2 separate regions of the Homo sapiens genome follow, and region 2 is linked to region 1. Evidence: chromatin contacts called from ENCODE Hi-C or POLR2A ChIA-PET data. All regions are on one chromosome and are shown on one strand. Each heading gives the region's core, a stretch centred on a gene start or an enhancer-like site at or near the end of the contact. The rest is flanking DNA. Distances are from core to core; before and after follow the strand shown. Region 1 has its middle 74 kb from the start of SYT6. Region 2 has its middle 45 kb from the start of CD2.

What was found. A loop is a pair of places that touch in the nucleus more often than their neighbours do. ChIA-PET counts read pairs that join two places held with the same protein, here RNA polymerase II (POLR2A).
Region 2: a loop to region 1 is called in a map of breast epithelium, with 22 times the contacts of the local background. The contact joins two enhancer-like sites. A Hi-C loop is called at or near these places in 1 of 168 maps with a recorded cell type or tissue (breast epithelium). POLR2A ChIA-PET finds 5 or more read pairs at or near these places in 1 of 52 experiments (WTC11).

Annotation. Positions count from the first base shown.
Region 1 is chr1:114,077,339-114,082,529 of GRCh38, reverse strand. No RefSeq gene overlaps it. Among named protein-coding and RNA genes, the nearest start is that of SYT6, 74 kb to the left of the region's middle. RefSeq lists an enhancer at 3,588-4,088. Within about 2 kb of position 2,574, at least 2 of the 41 ENCODE cell types and tissues checked have a DNase peak (open chromatin) inside an H3K27ac peak, as active enhancers do.
Region 2 is chr1:116,796,856-116,801,701 of GRCh38, reverse strand. No RefSeq gene overlaps it. Among named protein-coding and RNA genes, the nearest start is that of CD2, 45 kb to the right of the region's middle. Within about 2 kb of position 2,026, at least 3 of the 41 ENCODE cell types and tissues checked have a DNase peak (open chromatin) inside an H3K27ac peak, as active enhancers do.

The DNA of each region.
Region 1 (5,191 bases), core at 1,325-3,824:
ACAACCGGGTAACTTGTGCTGCTCTTAAGCCTGGAGATGGTGGCAGGAAGCACAGAGGGGGGTGTAAGGAATAAATCAAGTGGCTGGGTAATTAATTTAGAATAACTTAAGCACTGAATGTGGAAGAGAAACAAAAGTGATGACATTTAATGAATGTGTCAGTTGATATCTCACTCATTCCAGCTGTCTTTTAAAATGTCAAATATCCCCTTCCTTTTCCTTGCAGCTGGAAGGTACATGCTAAAAACAACAATTCTGTCCCAGTAGGTTAGCACAGGCACATAATTCAGAAGCAGGACGTCCTAGAGGCTGTAGGAACAGGAGACTATGCCCATCACCCTAGACAGCTGGACGCTGCAGCTGCTCCTTGCGCCCCACACCAGGCCACTCTCCTAGCTCTTCAGCTACCTTCTTGCTATCAACCATAAAAAAACACACAAGACGTCGATGCCAAGAGAAAGACAGTCAGTGTGCTTTAGGGTCCTTTCCCCTGTTTGTGTCTCTTCAAACTTCTCAGGGCTTGAAAGTTTTCGAGAGAAAACCTTAGCTGAACTCCAGGGAGAGAGAAAGCCAGGAGACGGTTGCCCCAGAGAACTCCAGGCTCAGGCATTTCCATTCTGAGCTGATTGGCCCTTGGCTCAGTCTTCTATAAATACCAGATACTGCTTCAGAGACAAACCAGGGGAACAAGCCAGCTGGATTTTCACTTTGGGGGAAAATGTCAAGCCAAGCGGCACCAAACACTTTTCATCTCAAACTCCAACTCTTACCCCCTAAAGGGAGCTTCCTCACTTTCAGCCACAGCTGAGCAGCCGCCTCTTCAACCTCACAGGGTGCTGAGCTACAAGGAGGAAGAGCCGCTAAAGAGCAAGCAAAAAACTGGCCAGTGGTCAGACAACCCAGAAGCAGAAGTGACCTCGGCAGTCCGAAAAGTTCCAGCAACCCGAGCTTATTGACCCGAGAGCAGCTTCTGGCTTGAGGAGCAGAGAGGGCCGTGGTCTTCTAGGCCATCTGGGGAGAGGCGCAGAGTGAGCTAGTGTGGGACAACTATGAACAGCTCAGCTTTGGCCAAGCACAGCCGTTCAGGGAAGACACAGTGACAGGTCAGAGCAGAGGCCACCCTTCCACTGTCCAGTTTAGAGCCAGGTTGTGCCGGGAGTCCATACCAGCCCCTCAGGCAAAGGCGGAGCTCCACTGCCTCAGTGCTCCCTTACTGAAGGAGCAGAGCCCAACCATGCCGACGCTCACCCCTGCTGACCTGCTCACCGATGCTCAAAGTCAATGGCTTCTTAAAGGACGTGTTTCCAACCCATATTCTCCTCGGCTGCCAAAGTGCCTCTGGCAGCCAATCAGCCCCTCCCTCCTGGAGGTTCTCTCCTTTTCTGACTCAAGGATCCTGCATGAGATCCAGCTTTGCTGCCATCCTGACTATTCTGCACACCTCCTCAGTGAGAAGGCTCCTCCAGCCCTCCACCCTCTCCCAGCACACTCTTACCCCCACTCACCTCCACCTCCACTTCACCCACTGCCTCCACGCCAGGGCTGACCTGCGTCCCCAGCTACCATTATTCTTCTGAGCACCAGGCCCAAATTGTCACCTGCCGTTAGACAAGGCCCTGAGATATCCTGCCACAACCTAAACCCAACATATCCTTCAGAGCTGCTCCTCAGCCTCTGCAGACTTCAGCAGCATTGTCCCATCAGTTTAACCCTTGACTCCCCTCTCTCCCTCAATCCGCCAGCGTGTCCCATTTACTTATTCTGTGTTGTCTCCTTCTTCTTATCTCACTGCCCCACTCTCTCTGGGCCCTCACTACTTCCCACTACTGTTATCTCTCCTACTAGAATTTCAACTTCTCACCCTCCTCTGTGCCAATTGAGAGATTAAAAACTCTAATACCTTCTGGGGCTAAGCAGGTGTAAATGTGTGAGGCTGTAAAACAAACGTAGAGTTGTAGGTTGTGGGAACTGGAAGGTGAAAGCTCTATTTAAAGACATTCAAATGCAAATTAAAAAAAAAAAAAAGGCTGGGCACAGTGGCTCATGCCTGTAATCCCAGTACTTTGGGAGGCCAAGGTGGGTGGATCACTTGAGGTCAGGAGTTCGAGATCAGCCTGACCAACATGGTGAAATCACATCTCTACTAAAAATAAAAAAAAAAAAAAATAGCCGGATGTGGTGGCAGGCACCCGTAGTCCCAGCTACTTGGGAGGCTGAGGCAGGAGAATCACTTGAACCCAGGAGGTGGAGGTTACAATGAGCCGAGATCGTGCCATTGCACAACAGCCTGGGCAACAAGAGCAAAACTCCGTCTGAAAAAAAAAATTTTTAATTTAAAAATTTTTTTTGAAAAGCTAACACTGTTGGCCAAACTAATAAGATTCAGCCCCTGGACAACTGCTTCTGAACCCCTAAAAAGCTGTTCTCCACTTCCCTAGTAATTTATTCATCCTAAAACCTTTGCCAGGCATCCCACTATTACTCATAATTTTTTACTAACTCCCCTTTTGCCCACAGAAGGAGAAAGGAATGATTAATGTTTGCATAGAGCTTTAAAAATTACCAAGCACTTTGCCTTACATGAAACTGACAATGCATTAATCTGGTGTTCAAAACACTTCATGGGTCTTCAGCACCCGTTTCTATGGCCAAATGCAACACCCTCCTCTCACCATGCTTTGTTTATACTCTGTATCTTCAGGATACCCTCCCTAGTCTCAGGAAACCTAATCCCACTTATTCTTGGGGCCTAACTACAGCCTCTCCTGAAAAGCCTTCCAGAAGAGCCCTGCAGGGGATAGTGCTTTTCCCTCCCATACCTTGAGCCGGTGCTGGGCACACTCCCTTATTAGAAGCTGGTGTCCTATTTCTTTCGTGCCCTTTCTCGCCTGGCTCCCTCCCGCTGCCCTGCACATCCAGGTGCCCCATCATGGGGAGCCTGTCAGAGAGGAGGCACCTACAGCCAAGAGGGGAGGACACACGAGCCAAAACCAGAGTCAAGTACCCAGATTCAGAATACCCAGCATGAGATTCAGAAAACAGTTAACATAGTAACCCCACAAACGTGGTCTGTGATGGACAATGCAAGAAAGAAGTCTTGGTGTGATTTAACAGAGGACGCTCTCCATCGGCGTCTCAAACTTTACTGTGCATTTGAGCCACCTAGAAAGCTTGTTAAAAATGTAAATTGCTACCCACAGAAGCTCTGATGCACTAGATTGGAGCCTAGGAATCTGCACTTCAACAAGCTGGCTGGTGTTTCTGATGCATAACAAAGTCCAGGCACATGCATCAAGGAACATTAAGCCCAGAATTAGAGATTTGGCTTTACCTGGCATGGGATGGTTGTTCCTAAGTTGAGAAGACCCTGACCCAGACACAGCTCATAGGGGGATTGTGTTCCCCTGTGATGGGACTTGTGTGTCTACTTAGGTCTGTTCATGAACAGTTTGGGGGTGTGACTGTTTCCCTCTCTGGCATTTGGCCGGCAGCCCCATGAGCAACACACTGCCAGACTTGCACAGGAGGGGTGTTAGCAAAGGCACCCCCTCTGCGAGCCTTGCCCAGTGCCCTGAAGGTCACCCCACACCAATGCCACTGTAATTCAGTCCCCACTACAGCAGGGTGAAACATCTGCTTCCCATGACCACAGAGCAAAGGCAGAAGCAGACAGGTTGATCATGACTGAGAGCATCTGTTTTAAACCAGGCTAACTGCAGGTTGGGCAGAAGCAGGGCAGGAGGCAGTGGTGGAGCGCTGCCCTGGCCTGGGCACCTCTTCACACCCCTCTCCCTAACCCAGTCTTTTCTTTCCTATAGTCAGCAACACTTTCCTAAGCACTGAAGGACAGATACAGGAGAATGTTAGGAAATAGACTCTAGATTATTGGGGTCTCATCAGGGCAGAAGGTAAGGGTAAAGGTGGGTGTCTCAGGGGGCACTAGTCCTAGCCATTGGGTCTGAGGATGGAAGATTAAGTGAGCCTCAGTTTCACTGCCCATGAGAAAATGTCTTGAGTTGCCCCACAGCAGTGACCTTTCTCCCAAGCTCCCAACTTCCTGCTGAAGAACTCCATGTAGAAGACTGCAGTGGACTCACACTCAGTGCATCTGCTATCAACTGACACTCCTTCCTTCTGGCCACCAGTCCCCTCCGGGTCCCCTCTCATTGATATTCTTATCCCCAGGCCCAGACGCTCTGACTCATCTTTTCGTCCTTCCTTCTTCCTTTCCTTTCCTTTCTCTTTCTCTTTCTCTTTTTATTTTTTTGAGACAGGATCTGGCTCTGTCGCCCAGTCTAGAGTGCAGTAGAAAGGACATGGCCCACTGCAGCCTCTACCTCCTGGGCTCAAGCTATCCTCCCACCTCAGCCTCCTGAGTAGTTGGGACCACAGATGTCCACCACTGTGCCCAGCTAATTTTTTAAAATAATTTTGTTGAGATGGGGGTCTCACTATGTTACCCAGGCTGGTCTTGAACTCCCCTGCTCAAGCGATCCTCCCACCTTGGCCTCCCAAAGTGCTGGGATTACAGGCATGAGCCACCATGCCCAACCTTGATTCATTTTTCTATTCCTCACTCACTTCAGCCCCAATCGCTCACCGAATTCTGTCCATTTCACCCACAGAACATCTCATACCTGTCCCCACCTTTCAGAAACCACACCTGCCTTAGTTCAGGACTTCGCTTCTGTCCCGGGCCTCCAGGAATTTACTAAGGGGTCTTCAGACATCTGCTCTTCTACCTTCCTAGCCCTTTGGTTCCCAGCCTGGCACTCTTAAATATCTAGGGGTCTTCAGTATTTAAAAGAACTACTGGAAACTATACATTTACCCCAATAAAGCACCACAGACTATTGATAAATGTAATGTGTTAAATGTCCAAAATCAAACTGCCAGATCTATGGGGGTAAATTAATGAAAGGGATTTCCTGGTAATGAAAGGTTAGGACCCACTGCCAATCTACTTCACACAGCCCCGGTTAGCTATCTCTCTGAAACAAAGGTCTAATGTCACCTCTCTTAAGACCTCAGTTCCTTCAAATTCCCTGCTGTGGCATTTGAGTCCAGCCATCATTGGGCCCTACATGGTCACTTTCTCTCTCTACCCAGGCTACATTTTCCAAATACCCATGCACTTTCACTTTTCCATGACTTTGCTAATGCCTCTCCCTCATCCTAGAATGTTCTTCCC
Region 2 (4,846 bases), core at 777-3,276, 2.7 Mb before region 1:
CCTATGATGAGTGATACACTTGACTGTGTAGCTTCCAGTCCTGACCTTCTGGACTTCCCAGGGAGTGTGTGATACCTAACATCCCATAGTATAGTCTCTTTCTGCTTAACCTAGCTAAGCAGGTGACTGTGTTTTCAATTATGGACTCTGACTGATAGCCTGTGGATATAGCAATGTACAGAGGTTTAATTATGACAATTAATTCCACACACTACATGCAGAAATCAGTATCATTATATATAGCCCCAGCTCACTGAAATCTGTGTGCTAATAAGGAGGTTTACAAACTCAGATTACTGAATAAATTTGGTATTATATTTAGAACAGGAAAATAATTTAGGATTCAAAAATATACGTTTCTTATCAACAATTTTGTGTGTGTGTGTGTGTGTGTGTGTGTGTGTGTGTGTGTTTCGGGTTTGGTTTGATCTCATCTGTGGTTTAGTTAAAATAAGAAATGAATATTTGGTTCCAGTTGGGATTTTATGTAAGTTCCTGCCAATGTTATTATTACAAAGGTATAAAGAGGTCAGCATTGTAGAGATAAATAATCACACTGATTTTCCACATGATATCCCATGATGCCCATGATACATAAAGACAACACATCTCATTTCCATTCCCATTTCACCTCTGCTCCCTCTGCTTGGAATTTCCTCCCCTTATGTCTCCACGAACTTAAGATTACGGCTGTCCTTTAAAGCTCCCTTTTAATGCCACTTCCTCCATCAAACCTATCTTTCATCAAAGCAGAAAGAATTAACATCTCTTTACTCTGGACTTGCAAAGCACTTCATGGGTTCTACTTAATATTTCTGTGTATGTCTGGAACTTGAGCACCACCCTCTTCTTGTGGAAGGTGGTACAGTCGAACGAGAGTGCCCCTCCAGTTGTTGATCAGTCGGCTCCCAGAGTGGCTCTCTTCATTTCCTAGGCTCTGTCATCCAGGACTGTGCTGGTGAAGGAAGGTGGGAGGTGGGGTGGAGTGGGAAGACGATCTGATCCACGTCTTCTCAGGTCAAACACACAACCAGAATCATGAAGAATATAAAAACAGCTCTTCATTTCTGCTGATCATCCAAAGCCTTCTAATCCAAATGCTTATGATCCCAGTGGTTAGTCTACTTTGTCTTTTAATTTGCTCAAGGGCACAGGCCTTGGGATCTGCCACAGAGCAACAGCTTTGAGTGGCAGGGCCCCTTCCCTGGATCTTCCTCCTCTTCCCTCCCACTACACTTATTTTAATCCTTTCTCTCCATAGCACCCACCCGAAGTCCTGATTCTTCTTGTGTCTAAACGTCGTCAGGACACCTTATCAATTACTTTCTGTTTCAACTCTTTCTCCTCTTGAAATGTGAGGTGGAGAGGAGAACTTTGGGTGCTGAAGTAGAAGAAAGGAGAAGTCCCAGGAGACTGACCATCACTTGGAATATTTAAAATTATCATAAGATCTCTCAGAAAGCAGATGTTAACCTCCTACTGATGTATCTCCTGTTATCTTATGAGAAAAGGCTGGACCTTTCCAAGACCTAGGTGTCACAACCAAAAAACCCTTCCTCTATTATTGTAGCCTTGTGAGATTTACTCTTTGGAAAGAGGAAAGGATGGTGAGCAAGAAGGAAAAAAACTCATCCTTCCATATATCACCTCTCTGGCTAGAAATTAAGCATTTTGAGAGAATGAGCTGTTTTGTACACATTTCTTAGTTCTTTGCCACAGTAGATCAACATGTATTTATTTAGTGGACAGACAAACTATAGAGGGAATCTAGCAGGAAAAATTTCATGTTCTGATGTTTGGCAGTGTATATCTGATGTCTTAGACATCAGTCCCCTGTTGTCTAGGACTTTTTTTTTTTTTTTTTTTTTTTTGAGATGGAGTCTCGCTCTGTCGCCCAGGCTGGAGTGCAGTGGCGTGATCTTGGCTCACTGCAACCTCTGCCTCCCAGGTTCACACCATTCTCCTGCCTCAGCTTCCTGAGTAGCTCAGACCACAGGCACCCGCCACCAAGCCCGGCCAATTTTTTGTATTTTTTGTAGAGACGGGGTTTCACTGTGTTAGCCAGGATGGTCTCCATCTCCTGACCTTGTGATCCACCCACCTTGGCTGGGATTACAGGCATGAGCCACCATGCCCGGCCGTCTAGGACTTTTTTTTAAGCACAGGCAAGTTCTGGCATGTCATAAATCATCAAGAACTTTACACCCACCTAAGGCACCCACTATTGTTGCCTAACAGGACACAGAAGGCCCACAACCTTTATTTGTCTGCTGCAACCCAGCAGGGCCACCCCTGGTAAGGGTGTGAAGTAAGGAAGTTTGGTCTTGGCCCTCGGGCTCCTCTGTTTGGTCCTCCAATCCCCAGGAATCTCCCCTCCCCATCTTCCCCAGTCAGCACTTTCCTATGCTCTAATATTTTTGCAAAACAGGAAAAGGTCTCATATCATATATATTTTGACTGAAATTGCTCTAGGTAAAATAACTAAATGATTCAATAAATTGTAGGTGCTTTCTTTGAGACACTGAAAAAGAGTGACAGCCTAGATGAAAGGAGATTCTAGGGCCACAGGGCTTTCTCTGAGAATGTGGAAATCGCACTGGATGCAGGAGATTCAACAGAAACTGCTTCATAAGCCCACCCAAGGCTCCCAATGCAGAGACACTGTCCCTGGTTTTCCTGCTCAGGCAACAGCAGCAGCAGGGCTGTCTGGCACATGATGGTAATGATGTGGGAAAACCTCTGCAGCTTTTGGGAGTGTTTGCCTCTAGGACTCTCAGTGGGGCTTGGAGTTTAACAACTGCTTGTGGGTGTTCAGAGTTAAATACCATTGCACTTGTCACTCATGCCCTTGTTTACCCCCAAGGCTGATAAGACTTGGGAAATCAATGTGTGTGTACACCTTAAATGAATGGTGAGTTTTCAAGGCCAGCTAGCCTAATTTTCATCCTTCTGTTTTTATTTTTTTTTATTTATTTATTTTTTTTTTTTGAGACGGAGTCTTGCTCTGTCACCCAGGCTGGAGTGCAGTGGCTTGGTCTCAGCTCACTGCAACCTCTGCCTCCTTGGTTCAAGCAATTCTCCTGCCTCAGCCTCCCAAGTAGCTGGGACTACAGGTGCATGCCACTGCACCTGGTTAATTTTTGTATTTTTAATAGAGACGGGGTTTCGCCATGCTGGACAGGCTGGTCTTGAACTCCTGATCTCAGTTGATCCACCCCCCTAGGCCTCTGAATGTGCTGGAATTACAGGCATGAGCCACCATGCCCAGCCTCATAATTTTCACCCTTCTAAAGCCAGTGCCTAACACAGTGCCTGGCACCATAGATATTTGCAGTAAAAAATGACTGAAGGAATGTATGGATGAATGAATGAGTAAATAAATAGCACATCTTAGATTTTTCTGGTCCCCTGAAAGAAGAAGTAAACAAACAAAAAATAAAGTTGAGGGGGAAGGAGGCAAGATAGCTAATGAAGAGGGCTGAAAAATTTCCTGAACACTCTAAGTGATTTTATGTGCTCATTCATGCCAACAAAAATTCAGAATTGCCTCCTACAGCCCTCTTTTCCCACATTTCAAGGTCTGGTGGTATTCGTGTGGTCCTAGGGCTTTCTCTGCACCACCTCTGTGTGTTCTGTGAGGAGGCTTTATTCCCTGGAAGCCAGCTGGGAGTGGAAGCAGATCTTAGTGAAAGATGAACACTAACTCTCTCTAATCCCATTGCAGCCCTTCCGCCATTATACATTTACTGACCAATGTCTATGGGACAGAAAGCAAATGAGTTTCTCAAAGAGCCAATAGTCTGACTCATATATGTAGCAGATCCAAGGTAGTCTTCATGATTCATGAAGATCAGGATGGATCCTAGTAAGTACAGTGAAGTGGGGGAGGCGGAGGACACATGGAATGGAAATGCAGGGGACTCGCATCTGGAATGGATTTTATAACCGTACTGTATCTAGAGAATGTACACACCCAACATAACAATACCAGTTAAGTCTCCACCTGGCCCCCTACACTGGAGTCCATTCACCAGCCTTCTCTGACTTTCTGTGCCTCAGGAAGTTGACCCCTATGGGCTGAAACACCTGCACTCCCTGACCACCTGACTTCCAGTTGGGTTGGCCAATGGGAGGCGCCAACAAGGAGGAAAGAGAAGTTGGAGTTTTCCCACACCCTTTCCTGCTCTTGTGCTCTATCTTGACTGCAGCTGTTTTTCCATGGCTGCTGCTCTCTCCAGGGGACCCCTTCTCTACAGCTGCAGCTCTCATTGGACCCCTTGTCCCTTCTGGTCTAGGAGAGCAACAGCTTCCTGCAGTTCCTAGCCTCTAGGTGCCTCAACATCCCTATTGGCTTCCTTGACCTTGCCTACACTTCCTAAGTGGTCCCTCTATTGAAGTCTCTAGTTGAGCCATCTGAGTGACATCCTGCTTCCTGCCAGTTAACCGACTGGTAGAGAGGTGAACATACAGAAGTCATGTGAAGAGTCATTTTCCACTAAAAACAAGTTCTTACATCGTACTCGTTTTTTGTTATTCAACAAGATGTTCCTGACTTTTCAAAACCTTTCTGCCCAACTTGTTTCCATGAGCTTGTTTCATGGCAGCACCAGTGCTGACATCACATAGCACATGCCTGCCTCACGGTGGATGTTCTGAGAGCTCCTGCCAGCTCAGGGGGCTCAGATCCCTGGGCTGAAGGTACAATAATTGCATTGTGCAGGGGTCCAAGCCAGGTGCTCCCACATCTCAGGGCAGCACACAGAAGAGATGGCTTATTATTAATTCCCAGCCCTTCTCAGAGCTCCAGGTTGCACTCCAGGACCAGCCACAAGCATAGTACGATTTG